2 separate regions of the Mus musculus genome follow, and region 2 is linked to region 1. The links are chromatin loops, found by intact Hi-C in ENCODE. Cell type or tissue: heart. All regions are shown on one strand. Links, peaks and the distances in the headings refer to the core of each region. The heading gives the core; the rest is flanking DNA. Region 1 overlaps Gm36897 (predicted gene, 36897). Region 2 holds the start of Atf7ip (activating transcription factor 7 interacting protein).

Evidence for each region. Peaks named below come from ENCODE experiments on the same cell type or tissue, not always from the same donor. Only the 100,000 strongest peaks of a DNase experiment are listed, where the experiment ranks them.
Region 2: a loop joins it to region 1, with 4 times the contacts of the local background. A loop is called at or near these places in 27 of 42 quality-filtered maps.

Annotation. Positions count from the first base shown.
Region 1 is chr6:136,463,878-136,471,808 of GRCm38, forward strand. Gm36897 (predicted gene, 36897) reads left to right here. Exons shown (of 2, transcript NR_168025.1): 1 at 1-106; 2 at 6,881-7,531. Among named protein-coding and RNA genes, the nearest start is that of Gm36897, 4.2 kb to the left of the region's middle. In heart, for the core only: CTCF peaks have their summits at 2,153 (motif pointing right), 2,367 and 3,619 (motif pointing right); DNase peaks (open chromatin) are centred at 2,314, 2,752, 3,624 and 4,774; H3K4me3 peaks cover 464 bases; H3K27ac peaks cover 4,000 bases.
Region 2 is chr6:136,514,480-136,522,410 of GRCm38, forward strand. Atf7ip (activating transcription factor 7 interacting protein) reads left to right here and starts at 4,372. Exons shown (of 15, transcript NM_019426.2): 1 at 4,372-4,484. Gm44140 (a long non-coding RNA gene) reads right to left here and starts at 4,274. Exons shown (of 4, transcript XR_001785394.2): 1 at 4,119-4,274; 2 at 3,970-4,013; 3 at 903-985. In heart, for the core only: CTCF peaks have their summits at 4,152, 4,717 and 4,916; DNase peaks (open chromatin) are centred at 4,292 and 4,602; H3K4me3 peaks cover 1,933 bases; H3K27ac peaks cover 956 bases.

The DNA.
Region 1 (7,931 bases), core at 1,642-5,641:
GAGAGAACCGCGGGGCCACATTGCAGCCTCTTGTCACTCTGGCAGGACATCCATCCCCTCGGGTTCCTTCTTCACTGTGCAGAGTGGAGAAAGAAGCTCATTCCAGGTAAGGCTCTGATGCGTGGTGCAAAATGTCAAACAAACAAACAAACAAAAAAAAAAACGGTATAGCTAAGGCTAGCCCGGAACTCCCAGTGGTCCTGCTGCCTCTGCCTCCCGATCACCGGCGCTACAGGCAGATGCCACTAACCCAGGCCTGGTTCCTCGCCCGTGGACTTGCATTTCCTCTTCTGAAGAAGCTGGGGGCTGGGCTGGCGCCCAGTTTCCACGGTTTTATATTAAGGTTTCCTGAGGAAAGCAAGGGAGGAAAGCAAAAGAATGCCATCTGAGAGCACGGAGCACGCGCCAGCTTAACAGCGACTCAAACAACATCCTGCTTTTGTCAATGTCCTGCCATCTACAGCTGTGTGACATTAGGCAAATTACCTAACCTTTCTGAGTCTCCAGTTGTCAGGCCGCTGCTTTGCCTGTACAAGCAGCCGTGAGGCTGAAACTTGCTTCTGCATGCAGTGGTTGCTTTCACACACACCGCTGAGCAGAGCTGGATGAGGTGGCTTTGGTCTGTGTGACAAATGCCAAGCAAGCCATCCACAGGAGGAATAGAAATTTAACTTGGCTCTGTGTGCTGCAGGCTTTATTTAGTCTGGGGTTCAGTCCGTGGTCAGCTGTTTGTGCTGAGTCAAAGGTCTCTAAGGGAGGATGGGGGAGAAGGAAATTTCTTAGTTTTTGTTGACCATTGCAGCAGCAAGGGTCACAAGAGGACAGGTTTTCAGGGGCGCATCTTTAATTCCAGCATTTGAGAGATAGAGGCAGATCGCTGTGAATTCAAGGCCAGTCTGGTCTACTTAGAGAGTCTCAGGACAGCCAGGGTCACAGAGAGAGAGACCCTGTCTAAGAGAAAGAGGGCTGACAGCCCCTGAGACCAGGCTCAGCAGTTACTTCTCTAATTAGGCTTCACCTCCAGCCTTTATCATCTCCTAAGGGTACAGAACTACCAGCCTGCAATGTCAACATTCCAAAAACTGAAGCTGGAGGATTGCTTAGAGTTCAACACAAAGAGCATCAGACCAGCCTAGTCTATAGAGTAATCCATGTCTCAAAATTGAATTTATTATTAAAATGAAGTGAAAGCCACAAGTTACAGGCAGTTGAGAAAATTCAGTTATACAACCATTCGTTAAGCAAAGCCACTTGGTGAGCCGGGAGTGTTCACTCATGCCTGTAATCTCAGTCCTCGAAAGATCACGAGTTTGAGGCCACTGTGGGTTACCCAATTACCAGGCTAGTACCAGGCAACCGTGATCGCATAGCAACACCCTGAGTCAAAATACAAACAACCAGGGCCGGAGAGATGGCTCGGCTGATAAGAGCACATTCAAAACCTTGAGGACCAGATTTCAAATCCCATCACCCATCTAACAAACCAGCAGAGAACCTGCCCAAATCTGAAGCTGCACCATTGAGAGGGTGGAGACAGGAGGATTGCTGGGATTTGTTCACTTCCCAGCCTAGCTGAGATAACAAAAGGTCCTGCCTGGTTCGGAGAGAGACCCCGCCTCAAAGGAATAGGACTGAAAAGGAAAAAGATGCCCTGGAACCCTCCTCTGGCATCTACTCGCACGTGTGCGTGCGCACGCACACACACTTAAAAATCTTAAATTCAAACAGCAGCTCAGAGAATACAGAACAGAGACACATCTCCAAAGTCTTCTCTAGAGCTTTTAGAACTATAGAATGAATCCAAGAAAGCCAGGGTGGGGCTGTAACTCGGTTGGTAGGGTATTTACATAGCATCCACAAAGCCCAGAAGTCAATCCTCAACACCAAATAATCTGGGGATGGCGGCCCATGAATATAAGTCTAGGACTCAGAAGTCGGAGGCAGGAGGCCAATCTGGGCTAAAGAGCATGCCTCAAACAGGAAGAAATAAAAATAGAAGAGGAGAGAGAAAGAAATTATAGCTTCAATAAATTACTCCTGGGCGTGGCTGACAACCAGAGAAGAAGTGACACCTGGGACACAGGCTCAGGACCATGCAAACTGCCACTTGAAGTTCTGGGGCTTTTAAATGTAGCACAGCCAAGGCCGCCTGTGGCCAGCAGAGGGAGTTCTTTTAGAAGATGGAATGGTAAGGCGTTTCTCCCCCGGAACAAAGGAAGTATTGTTGGAGGTGGGGGTGGGAGCACCACGCAGGCAAGCAATCTCATGCTCAGACAACACCCCTGGAATCCAGTTCCACCTCAGGATGAATCAAGTACCACTGAGGAGAAAACACAGACTGCCGGGGCTACAGGCTTGTTTATCAGGACGTCAGGAGCTCAACTGCGAGGAGTCAGCTGAAAGCTCTCACCCCAGGAAAGACACCCCAGAGCCCAGGACAGAAAAGGCATAGAAGGTCAAGTGTCCAAAAAGCCACGTGATAGGAAAAGAAGACTCCAGGAAGTGATAGGCCTGGGCCAAGAGAATGTATTTGAATTTGATCCATCTGTTCAACACATATTTATTCCTTGCTTTTTAGCAGGTACGGTGTCACAAGCCAGTTGTTCAATTTTGATCAGAAGGACATGGCTTAAGGGGAATATAAAGCTTAAAGGAGGAGACAGGGAACCTATAGAACAAGCACACCATGTGAGGGCGCACGCGTGCACACCACTGCAGTGTACTGTAACCAAGTAGACTGGGAGGAGGAAGGAGGCCAAGTGTTCCGCCAGGCCCAGGGAGGAAAGGCCTGAAACCAGAGAGGATGAGATGCCAGGGCGCCTGTGGATCGCCAGCTTATAGAGCAGATAATGAGGGTGGCCTAAAGAGCCCACTGGACCATCAGAAGGCCAGAGGCCATACCTTAATTTCTACCTTTCTAGAATCCCCTCTAAGGTTTCACATTCTGGAAAGTTCTATATAGATATTTTGTGCCTTCCTACAATAATTACTTAGCACTCCTGAATCTCAGAGGACCAAATTCAATGGATGCATTCACATTTATCTCATACCCATTTTCAGGATTCCGGGAAACCAAAGGTACCTACAGCAGACTCTATCCGGCAGAGAGAGAGGAAGGGAGCAGGAAGGGAGCAAGTGTCAACCTTCCCTTTCTTATAAATAAATAGCTTCTCTAGGTTGCCTGCTACAATTGGCCTTTTCCCAGAACTTTATGCTCCACTGAAATTACTTAAATAAACAACTTTGGGTTTTGTTTTGCAAAATGCAGGGTTTCATGTACCTCAGACCGGCCTCAAACTGCTTACATAACCTTGAACTCCTGATCAACACACCCACCTCCTGAGGGTTGCTGCCACTCACCACCTTCGCGACTCTGGTTCTTAACACAGGAGAAAAAAGGCTGTTCCCAGCCCTTGACTCCGGATTTAGGGCTAAACTTTAACTAATTAATTTATAGTTAATCCCATGAACTATTATAGAAGCATTTCAAATGCCATGCATAGGAATAAGAAGAGATGCATATGAAACAGGCAGAATGAAGCATCCTCAGCTAGGCGGCCAGGCATTTTGGGTTTGGACAAGAAACTGCTCAGCAGCTTTCTGACAGCTTCACACACTACCTGAACTGGCCAGCAGAGGGCGACGAGGGAGCCGTCAGACACAACATGGAGCCACACCCAGATCATGGTTGCTTTTTCTAGTGTCTCTTCCGGAGTTCTCAAAAAAACTCGAAATAAGAAATTCTTGTCAAAGAAAAAAGAATGAGAGAAATCGAGACGATCTTTTTATTGAGATAATAGCATAAACATACGACTACTGGGCATTTTCAAGTGGACAAACCTGGGGGAATTTCACTTCAGCATCATGCTACATGCCTGTCTAATCCCAGACATAAGAAACGCCTGCGTGTGATATAGCTAAAATTCACAAATCTCTCAGCAGTGTTTTGACCTGAATCTGTCACATCCCCACTTTGCCCCTACCCACATTCTGGGAAGAATCCTGCTCTTCCCTCACCCGGCAACCCCCAGTCAGCCTCCTGTATCTTACAGTTCACACCATCTGATCCAGGGGTAAAGTTACAACTGGAAAAACAAACCCATCTGCGTCCTTCAGTTCTTCCTCTGGCACGTCTACAGTTGCGGAAGGCAGTGAGCACAGATACTGTTCCCCAGCTCTGAATGGTAATAAAAATTATCAAATTCTTTTACCTTACAGTTAATGAAATGGAAATGAGCAATGAACTCTACCCAAAACCTTAAGTCAGTGATGAGAAATGTAGTTGTTTCTGGGCCTGTCTGAGCATCATTTGAAGCGCACCATGTTAACTGATAAGATAACAACTCAGAAATAACTAATATCATAAAGCCAAAAGGCTTACAACCTAGATCCATTAAAAAAAAAAGAATTTAATTTAATCTACTTCATAGTTTTTTTGTTTTGTTTTGTTTTGGGGGGGTTGTTTGTTTTGTTTTTTAAGAAAAAGGGAATGGGGGTGGGGTGGGTGGGAGATTGTTGTAGGACACTGGATTGAGGGAGGGCGGGAGGTGTAGAGAATGGGGCGGTTCCGCCCTAACAAAGAGGCAGAAACTGTGTCTCAACAGCCACCAAATCCAGTTCAGGGCGGTTTGAGCCAGTTTCTGAGCTGGATTGAGAACAACAGCCACAGGCTGAGACTTCACTAGGGTGAAATGGAAAATCTAGCATGGATTTTACAGACAGACCTGAACTGGACGGGGACTTGCTGGAACCTAAACCCAGTTCCTGGGGTGGCAAAGTCAGATGAAATACCAGGCCTGGTGCCGGATCGGTTGCATATCATCGCAGAGAAAGTTCAGAGTCGGGACTCTCTGTTGAGATCCGGTCCACATTTTCCCTCCTGCTGCTTCTGACTGTAGCTGGTGAGGGAAAAAGGGCCCCAGGATATCAGTTTTCAGAGAGCTGGCCAAGGCCTTGGGGGGAGGGGAGGACTTTGCGGCCTGGTTTATTGCCTGTGCTGGAGAGTGGGGGCGGGGAGGGAGGTAGGAGGGTCTGAAACACTGAGAGGAGCACTTCACACCCTGCATGCAGTTCACACCATTTTCCAACACCTATGTTTGCATATCTTTGCAAAGCACAAAACACACAACCCCCCCATGCCTATGGTACACCCGGCTAACAATTGGATGACAACATCTTCTGCCCCAGGCGTTGACAATGCATGTGCCCAGTTGGGCCAAAGTGCTCTCCTTCTGTGTCCCCAAATACACACATGCTGTACACACCTCAACTCAAAGCAACAGCAATCTCAGACGACACTGGAATGATGGTTAAGTCTTTGACCGGCTCCCCTCCCCCAGCTGGTTGTCCAGCAGCCCCCAGGGTGAGCGACTCCAGGAGCAGCTGCCACCCAGTTGAACCGGATGTCGTCCAGTGTGCACTTCCTAAGGCCACACAGGGGTCAGAGGATTCCCAGACAGCTACCACCCCTCCACCTTAAAAATCTCCCAGGACTTTGAGGAGTTCTAGAACCTAGACAAAGCCCAGGTCAGTCTCGTTTGGAAAGGAGGAGGAGGAGTGTGGAACCTCTCCTCTTGAATGTCCCCAAATGGTTGGAATCTTTCAGGGTCAGCAAGGGAGCACCTGGAGTCTTAGAAGCCAGTCTGCTCTGGGAATGGGGGAGGGGAGTTCCTTTGGTGTGTCTGTGGGTGTTGAGACGTTGAGGGAGAAGACTGGGAGACCCAGGGCTGAAATGTCGACATGCCATTCCTTCTGTTACTCTTAGACATCTGGAGAGACGGTTGGAACCCAGCCTACTTTGCATTATTTATGTGTGACCTTTGAAGCAGGGGACGCTTGTTACTGGCAGGCATTCTCTATCTGTTGCTTATTGCACAAGTATTGACTAAGTCCTTACATAGAAATGGCAGTATCAAGTGCGCCGGTATGGACCCTATTTGTTTGTATGGTTGTTGCTTGGCAAAGAGGTGGCTGACTTTACGGAGAGCAGCACTTTTATGTGACGATGTAGTAACCCACAAAAGAGATTAGCAGGAGAAATCATTAGAAGCCCCACACAGTACCATGCATTTCATATCTTACATGAGCCTAGCCACTGTACATCCCTGAGAGCGAACGGCATTGCTGTTCCCATTTTAGAGATGAGAAAAATAAAGTTCGAAAGGATCAGGTAGTGTTACTGATCTATAAAACCTGTCAGAGAAAGATATTGGCTCCAAAATCCGTTCTTTTAACCTGACTCTATGCCGCCATCATGGTGTCAAATGCTTGCCAGCATTTCTAAAGCGCCTACTGTGTGACAACCTACTCTGGGTGGAAGACACGGTCCTGGTGACGCTGATGAGAAGATGGTCCCTGCCTTCAGCAAGCTTTCAATCTACTGACTTTTGTTCCAAGAAAATCTCGGGCCTGGCAAGCGCAGGGCTTTATTTTCGGACTCAAAGGCCATCTGGGAAACTTGAACTTCCCAGCATTCCCGTGCAGTGCTGGGTGTGGGGAGGCCTGGAAACCGGGAGTGACCTGGTAACAGCAGGCACCAGACAGGCTAACAGCCTGGCTGCCTGGAAATGGGCAGGGCCTGGCCCGGGGAGCTGTAGCCATGGCAACCCAGCCTGTTTCCAGAACAATGTCTCCAGCCAGGGAAACAGCTCCCGGAGCCTCCCCCTATATAATCCCCAGAGCAGACTGGAGGCACAAAGGACTTCATTCTAGTGTGGCTCTCCACCCTAAGCCAGAACAAAGCCTGCCATTTGTTGCCTGGGCCCTGTCTTTGTGTTGCGCTTGTGACAACATCCACAAAGCACAGCAAATTCCTTCCTTTCCGCTACCTCTTTCATTTATATCGTATTTATTGTAATTTTCCTTTATCCCCATTTTACAGATGCAAGATCTACAGCGTGAAGGAGCTTGATAGCTAAAGCGAACCTTTAAAACCCAGAGGCCTTTCAGGTTTGCCTGTTTTGTGACAGGGCTCTCCAGACACAGTGAAGAGAGGTCCTGTCCACGGCCCGGACACGGTGGCACTTGGAGACTGGCCCTGGACTCGCCCAGGCCGGCTCTCTGGAGATTGAGGTTCGCCCCGCCCCCACGCTGCAGCTCGCCCCTCCCCCACACCACGCCCGCCCCTCCCCCACGCCGCAACCGCAGTCTGGGCCGGAAGAGGAATGCGAATGCAGAAGGCACGCCCGCCCCGCCCTGCAGGCCTCCGCAGCAGCTGGTTCAGAAACTCAGCCTCACAACCTTGAAAAAAAAGACAGCCAGCCGGCGCCTGTGCTGGTCCAGGCCACCCAATGGTTACTTCCTGTGCACTGAAGGTTGTCAACCACCCATGCAGAGTGTAACCTCCCTGAAACCGAGCACAGGGGACAGCCTCCACCCTCAACACCAATAACCCGACAGATAGATGGAAGTGTAATATAAGGACGGGAGAGATGTTAAGGTCTAAGCTCACAATCAAAAACATAACTATAATTATCCAGAAATGTCTACATTTATAAGTAATATAAATATTTAAATTATGTCCCTCCCAAAAGAAATGAGACTTCTAATACTTTATTGTACACTTTTAGCCCCAACACTTGAGAGACAGAGGCAGGCAGAGTGTAAAGGCCTCCCTGGACTACCAAGTGAGTTCCAAGACAGTCAGGGCGGCACAAAGAAATCCTGTCTCAAAAAAGAAAAAAAAGAAAAAACTTGCCCTAAAAAATCGGTGATAGCTCACACACATAATCCCAGCACTCAGATGCTAAATCAGGAGGATTGTCAAGAGTACCCGGCCAGCCTAGGTTGTATAGCAGGATTCTGTCTCAAACACACCTTTCTGCCGCAGAAAAACATGAAAGGAAAATAACTGTTGTTCCCCCTGGAACTCGTACAAGGTTTCAAACAATATTTTCCACCCAGTCGTTAAGAGGTTTCTTTGCTCAAGGGTA
Region 2 (7,931 bases), core at 2,036-6,035, 51 kb after region 1:
GTGAGTTCATTAGAGATGATGGCTGGAGGGTGTTAAAGCCTCAAAATCCAGCCCGTATGATACACATCTTCCAACAAGGCTATACCTCCCAGTCCTTCCTAAATAGTTCCACCAAGTGGGGACCAATATTCAAACATGAGCCTGGGGGGGTGGGGGAGCGGTCATGCTCATCCCAACCACCACAGCCACTATGAAGTCCTTGCAAGCACAGTGAGTTTCTGCTGCTGATTTCTCCAGGCACACACACAGTAACCTGAAACAGAGCATCTCTTGGGGATTCGGAGAAGAGCAAAGTGAAGGGCTGTGACTATCTTTAAAGAATGAGGCAGTATGATCATGATTGATTGGCCCTTTTCATGAGTTAAGGCCCGATGTCTGGGCAGTGAAATCAAGTCAGGTGTAAGTACTTGTGGTTAGATCTTGTTCAACTTATTTAATCTAGAGTTACGAATTCATATTTTGGCTTCCTATAGTTTTCAGTGCTAGAGTGTCCAGAAGAGGATCTGATGAAACCAGGGAGGCAGAAGCAAAGCCCTAGCAGTTCTCTTTCTCAGATGTGGTAACAGGGAGATTGGCACTTTCTGGGTCATGCTGTCTCCTTCATTTCACCTTTAGCTCTCTTAGCTGCCAAATCTGTTTGAGTAACCATAACCACGAGCAAGCAACCAACAGAAGTGTGACTATTCACAAGGAGGAGAGACAACAGAAGCAATACACCCCTTTTGCCATTCCACTTAAGCGAGGACTGGACCTCATGTTTCTGCGTAATTAGCTGGTGACTCTTTCCCTTTTAGTCTAGCTAACTGGAGTGGATTACGTTTCATCAGTTCCAGAGGCAGGTAGGTATAGGGGGCTTAAGTAAACTTAACCCCAGAACTCATGAGAGTGTCCAATCATCTTACCAAATCCTTAGTGGATACCATCATTGGTTCCAGAAGTGGGTCCAGGGTCCTGATGAGACTTTAAATTTAGTTCTCTGATCTTCCTAAATGTGAAAGAACAGTGACATTGTCAGTAATAAAATGGCGGCTCACTTGGTAAAGTGGCAAAAATATTTTTTGTTTGTTTTGTTTTCTATCACAAGCCATAGAAAACTGGGATCTACATGCAGAATGATACAGTTCAGACTCCTGACTCTATGTATAAAAATTTCAACTCATCAGGACTGCTGGTCCACGTTTGCAATCCCAGAGATCTGGAAGGCTGAGGATTTCAAGTTCAAGGCTTGCCTGGGCCTCACTGACTTTAAGGCAGCCTGTAGAACATTGTAGGATTTGTTGCAAAAATTAAAAAAGAAAAAACAAAGATCCAATTGACAAAAATAATAAAAAAGTAAGAAAGGGCTGGGCATGTGGCTCAGTGGTAGAAAATTAAAGAAAAATACCTTGAAATGGATTAAGGACATAAACAAACACAAGCCTTGAAACTAAAACCAGAAATAAGAAAGTGTAGGGGAAGCCTTCACAAAATTGGTCATAACAAAACAATTTAAAAACTTAAAAAAATAAGTCCCTTTTATTCAGTCTTAAAGGCTTTGTACATGCTCTGGGCTCAGCACATACATTTATTATTTAAATCTTTAAATATCACTCCTCCACACACACAAAGAGAAAAACCCATGGAAATTTACAAATCCCCTACAAATGTCTTTTTGGTTGTTCACTTCCTCTTTATACAAACAACCAGAAAACAGCCAAGGCTGGCCCTGTAGCCCACTGTCCTGCAGAAGCCCAGAGGAAGAACGAAGAGCCCCGGGGGCTTCCTGCAGACCAGAAATCTATATTCAGACCAGGGGACTTGTCTTTTGACTTCTGTAGACCCTTGCGTATGCTCTTTATGTTCAGATGCAAGCAGTTCAAGGTGCTGAGGCTGTTGAGTTTTTGATAAGGTTGTTTTGTTTTCCTCCCTCTCTTTGCACTCATCTGGACCATCACTGGCACTCCTGCACTCAGAGAACCACTGAGGCCCACAAAAGTCAGCCTTAGAGGGACCTTCACCCCTGCAGCTGGCCTGCATCTACAGGGCCAGGGATGCTTGCACCTGCTTGGGCTCTACCAGTGGCATCTGATCTTGTGGAAACCATGAATTTTGATGTTCTAGAGGGTAGGCTAGTGCACATGATATGGTCTCAGATGATCCATCACTAGGCAGGAGTAGGCACATGTGGGTGGAAAGATGGTTCACTCATTGTCCTGGTTGTTCAGAACTGGCTGCTCTTCTGGAGAACTTAGGTTTGATTCGCCAAGACTGACATGGAGGCTCACCTGGGTGACAGCATGAGGCAGCACAACCTTGCCCAGCTCTGACATACATCTCTTGTGTGTTGGTCCTGAGGAAACACTTCCCACAAGATTTCACCTCAATGATGTGGGGGCAGTCCATCGGCCACTGTCCCGGAAGAACAAAGTTCTGGTCTCTTGTTTATCACAGCTGGTTCTTCAGCTCGAGCTCATTTTAAACCACAGATTCTTCACACAAATGGCCTGGTAGAGTCTTTGCTTCCCTCTGAAACGTCACAAGCTGGGCCACTGTCGTCTGCACTGCTCTCAACATTCTTGTCTCTCTAGTTTCTACGTAACAGGTCCCTGAGTTCTCCACACTCCATGGCTTTAGTACAATGTCCTACCAATCTGCCTCTAATCAACATGCCCAGGTCTGTCACAGGAATTCTGGGGCTGGAGCAGGAACATGGAGCTGATGTTTTCTTCCTTTTCTTCTTTCTTTCCTTCCTTTCCTCTTCCACCTTTCTTTTCCTTTCTCTTCTGTTTCCTTCCTTCCTTCTTTTATTTATTTATTTATTTTTTTTGAGTCAAGGTTTCTCTGTGTAGTCAAGGATGTCTTAGAACTCACTCTGTAGACCAGGCTGGCTTAACCTCACAGAGACAGGCTTACTTACTGCTGCCACCCAAGTGTGGGTGGCACCACACTCAGCTGGGTGTTTCCCCTTTCAAGGCCTCTTGTTAGATTAAGTCAAGTCTATTCTAGATATTCTCTCTTTCAACTCAAAATCAATCTAGAATCTTAAATACATCTATTAAAAACACTTACCTTTTTCCTTTTCCCTTTTTTGGAAACAGGGTTTCTCTATATAGCCCTGGGTATCCTGAAACTAGATCTGTAAACCAGGCTGGCCTTCAAGTCTTAGATTTGCCTGGACACTGTATCACATTTTATGACCCCAGAAGTTGTTTCTTGAATTTCAATTTCCTTGGGTTTGCCTGTTTAATGTCCTAGTTGAATTGTCAAGTACAGGACAATAATGAAAGCTGTGAGCTTCTTTGGAGAGAGAGTCTCAAGCTCTAGATGATCTGGGAGCATGTGGCCCCAGGTTGTCCTTGTTCTCTCAAGACCTGCCTCATCTCCCTGAGTGCTTCTGGGAATTGAGCCACAGCTGCCCATGGGAGTGTAGATTTCCTCAGCACTGACAGCTACTTAACTTTTTGATTGGTTAAGTTACTATTGAACAAATACTTAAAGGGAGAAAATTAAGTTTAAGGGATTCCACCTAATATTATTTTTCTGGCTCTTACTGATTTACAAAACATATTTAGAATCTTTTCTTCATTCTAGCTTCTCTCAATTTGTCGGAACAGTGATTACTGTCTCTATTTAAGCGACACGTGAATTTATGAGGTGTGAAGGCATGATTGGTACTGCTTGCTCTCTTACAGGATATCCCCCCAAAAGATGTTCATCTCCACATCTTGATGATTAACACAATTAACTTAGTGAACTTTAAGTGATACCTGTAACACTTTGACAGAGTTTGAGGCCGATAGATTTCAAATTCCAGACCAGTGTGGGCTACGTGGCAAGTTCAATGGCTAGACTGAGTTAAACTGCACGAATCTTCATCAACAAAACAAAACAAAAAGATAAAAATTAAAAAAAATTTTTTTTTCGAATAAATTACCGTACTCTAGGTTCTCTAGACTTATGGAAAAATCTTTTCGCTTTTTAAACACCTACTTTTTTTTTTCTCAAGTCTCATGGAGGGGTGGCCACTGAGGAATCTCCATGCAAAAAAAAAAATAAAAAAATTAAAAAAAAAACAAAAAAAACCCCAATCACCTCCAGGATAAAAAAGAAAAGAGCCAACCGGAAAAAAAAAAAATCACCTCCGGATGCGATCGAAAAGACGGCAGCGCCACCACCGCAGACGGGCTACAATTTCAAGGCAGGAGGCGTGGCCAAAAATCCCTCATTCAAATAAAAAACCAGGAGATTTGCATGGAGAATAGGCATCGCGCACGTTCATTGGCCGATCGCTCAGTGGGTGGAGTACATAGTGTGCCCACGAAGCTCCGCCCCCATCTATTTGCATAACGGCCCCGGCGCGTGCTGGGGAGAAGCGGGTTTGTTTTTGAATCTGCGGTGGCGGCGAGTGGAGCGCACGGCTGAGACGGCAGCGTCCGGGACGGCTGCACGGGACGGCTGCGTAGGAAGGAACTCGGGTCCCAGGCTCTCACCTCCCGCCCCCGAAGGTATACGCGAGTGCCAGGGGCTGTTCTAACCACTGTCGGAGAAATGACTATTGTATTTCGGAAGAGTCAAGACCGCATTATGGCGGCTGCGGGAGTTGAGTGTGCGCCTGCGCGGTTGCGAAGCTGCGGGCGGGCGCTGCATGGGAGCACGTGATCGCGTGGGGTCGGGCTCTAGCTGCAGTTGAGCAGCTGGCCGGGCGGTGGCTGCGCAGGCGCAATATTCATTTTCAAGAGCTAATGTTCTTGTTGGACGCCATTTGGGTTCTAGATTTAATTTTCTCATTCTCGAGGGGGTTTCGTCTCGTGCTTCTTCTTTTCACATTTTCCGAGGAAAACGTTTCTCTCGTGTCTTACACCTACCCGCACCTTAAAATCCTTTATTTCTCTCACGGTTTCACCGGTGCAGACTTGATATTTTGGTACAAATTGCCTCTTGTGGTTCTCGATTATAATTTCGCGTTTAGTTAGGTATTTCTGGATTCGCGTTCCATTTAGGGAGATAAGATCGGCACCTAGTGGTGCTCTCGGGGGAAGTGCATTTACTTCAGCTGCACTTTTGTAAATACATTTTTAACCCTGTTTTTACCGGTTCGCTTTTGGATGTGCAATGTTTACAAAATAGAAACTTTTATTTTTGATTTGTTTGAGAGGACAAGAAAAGGATGTACAAGTTAAGTTGAAATCTCAATTTTCTCAGGTATTACATCTTTATTATTTTTTTTTTTAAAAAGGAACATTTCATCCAAAGTCAATGAAGTTTTAATCCAAACACTTGAGTCTTTCATGTTTTTAGTTTTACTGTTTCTTCAGTTAGAGAAATGTTAAAGAAAATTAGTGAACACGATTTCTCATTATTTTGGGATGACGTATAAGCTATTATATCATTTTTTGATGAAGAATTTTACAAATATTACAAGTTCTATTGAGGTCCTTATTTAAGGGAATCAATTAAACATTTTGAGTTTTTGAAAAAAATATGTGCACTGTAGTATATGTGTATAATGTACACTTTAAATATGTTTTAGGTGTATATGTCCTGGTTTTAGTTTCTTAAAATAACTATGGGTGTGCTACTGATTAAAGTTGTGATGCCACTAAATTTCAGTTGTATGTAGCACAATTAGGTCAGTTGTATGTAGCACATTGGGTCAGTATACGTATAATTTAATATAATTTTCTTATTCTACCCGTTGTTTCTTACTAGTCTAAAAACTTGTGTTTTCATAAACATCTGTCATTCATATGTATAGTTGCTTTTTTGGTTGCTTATGTAACCCAAGTTTAAATCAGTCTGTTGTCAAATTAAGTGCTGTTATAATGTCGATTGGTTTGGGCTATCTCTATTACCCGAAACAAATACTCTTAGAAATAATAGGATATAATTGAAAGGAACATTTTGGGCTGTTTTTTTTTTTTTTTTTTTTTTTTTTTTTTTTTTTTTAAATGCTGTGACATATGCCCTGGAATGGAAGGACGGGGAAGGAAGTCTTCTCCTCCTGTAGCTAGCAGGTCTAAAGTTGATGTAATGGGAATCTTGAGCCTCTGCTGTCTTGTACCAGGAATGAAGGCAGTTCTGCCTTTTTGAGACTTTGATGCTTCTGAGGTGGTTTCCCCTCACCCCATTTTGTACTCCTAGTATTTGAGTTTATGTATTTAAGCTTAACATTTTTGTTTGAATGCATGGGTAATTGTGTCATGCGTTAATATTGAGCATCATAAGAGGCACTAGAAAATTACATAACATGCAATTTCAATATTGATGGGACAGTTTTGCTGTATTTCTTAGAAGGTAAATGTAATTTTAAGTTTACTAAAATTAATGAATTGTCTGAATGTCAGTGGTTGATTCTTTAGTATTTTAGAAACAAGTACTAAAAGTTTGAAATTTTAGTTTGGTTATAATTAAATGAAGCATTGTGCATGTATGTACACACACACACACACACACACAGACAGACAGACATGTTACTCAAAGTATGAACAATCACTGATATGTAGTTTAGAAAGAATCAGGCTGGAATGATTTAAGTCATAAAATTAAAATTTTATTTTTTAAAAATTACTTGATTTTGTACTCTGTTGGAATATTTTCACGTCCACAGTATGAAGATTTAGTATTGTGTTAATCGCCCTTAACTACTGTGGTGATGTTTGTAACTTCACTTTTGCTGTGGTAGATCAGTCTATAAATATTTATCACTATATATACATATAAATACGTACACACACACACACACACACACACACACACACACACACACACACACTTACATGTGTATGTTTTCCAAGACAAGGTTTCTCAACCCTGGCTGTCCTGGCACTCACTCTGTAGACCAGGCTGACCTTGACCTGCCTGCCTTTGCTCTGCCTCCCAAGTGCTGGGATGAAAGTCATGTACCATTACTGCCTGATTTCATTTTTAATTAATTTCCTGCAATTTTCCTTTTTGGTTGTGTGTGCTGTGGGTCAAACTCAGGGCCTCAGGCATGCTAAGCACACACTGTCATGTTAAGCACACACTCTCATGCTAAGCACACACTACCATGCCCAGCTGCATTCCCCAGCACACTGCATGCTCTTGTAACTTAGTCTGACTAGCTCCCCATTTTAGTGTTCTAAAATGTTTTTTAAATAACTGCATAATAATGTATTATCAAAATCTTAATTATCAGATATTTTCAAATCAATCAATGTCTTTATTCCTTTATTGAGACAATGTATCCCTATGTAGCCCAGGCCATACTAGAACTTGCACTGAAGCAGATGGATATGGTTCTTCTGGGATTAAGTGCCTGGCTCCAGTATGTTTGTTTTTAAATATCTGAAGGTTATTTGTACAGGATGAGTGCACTCTGACTTTGTAAGCCTCCTGCTCAGACTGTGTGTGGCTCTGTTTCTCTTTGTTCTCCCCTCCTCACCCCAGCTTCTCAGATGTAGCTCAGGCTGGCCTAGCCCTAGGCTGTTTTTGCCTCAGTAGCCTGAGTGCTGGTTACTGGCATTGTCAAGCTAGCTTGTTGCTTATTTGCCTAGTAGAAATTTTGTTATGGTAAACACATGGTGAACACAATCATAATCCATAAAAATAGCTGTTCAAAATTGGTGTTTCTATGTGGAGCAGCAGTGGCACACAACACAGAAACCTGGCTTGGAAAAAAATAAAAATAAATAAATGCAAAAAAAAAAAAAGCGTTTCTAAGGGTTTTGCCAGAACAATTAATTTGCAAAATAGAACAGTGTAGAGGTTTTTAATTTTGTTTGCTTTGTTTTTGTTTTTCCAGGGGCATTTCTCACACTGCCACCAGTTAAGGGGAGTCACTAACTTTAATTAGGGAAGTCGATTTCTTTCCTGTGAACTGAAGTGTTTGAGGTGTGTGTGTTCAGTTTGCTAATGCTCCTCCTCTCTGCTTGTCAGCAACAGGTGTGCCAACTGGCATACTTAATGGAGCA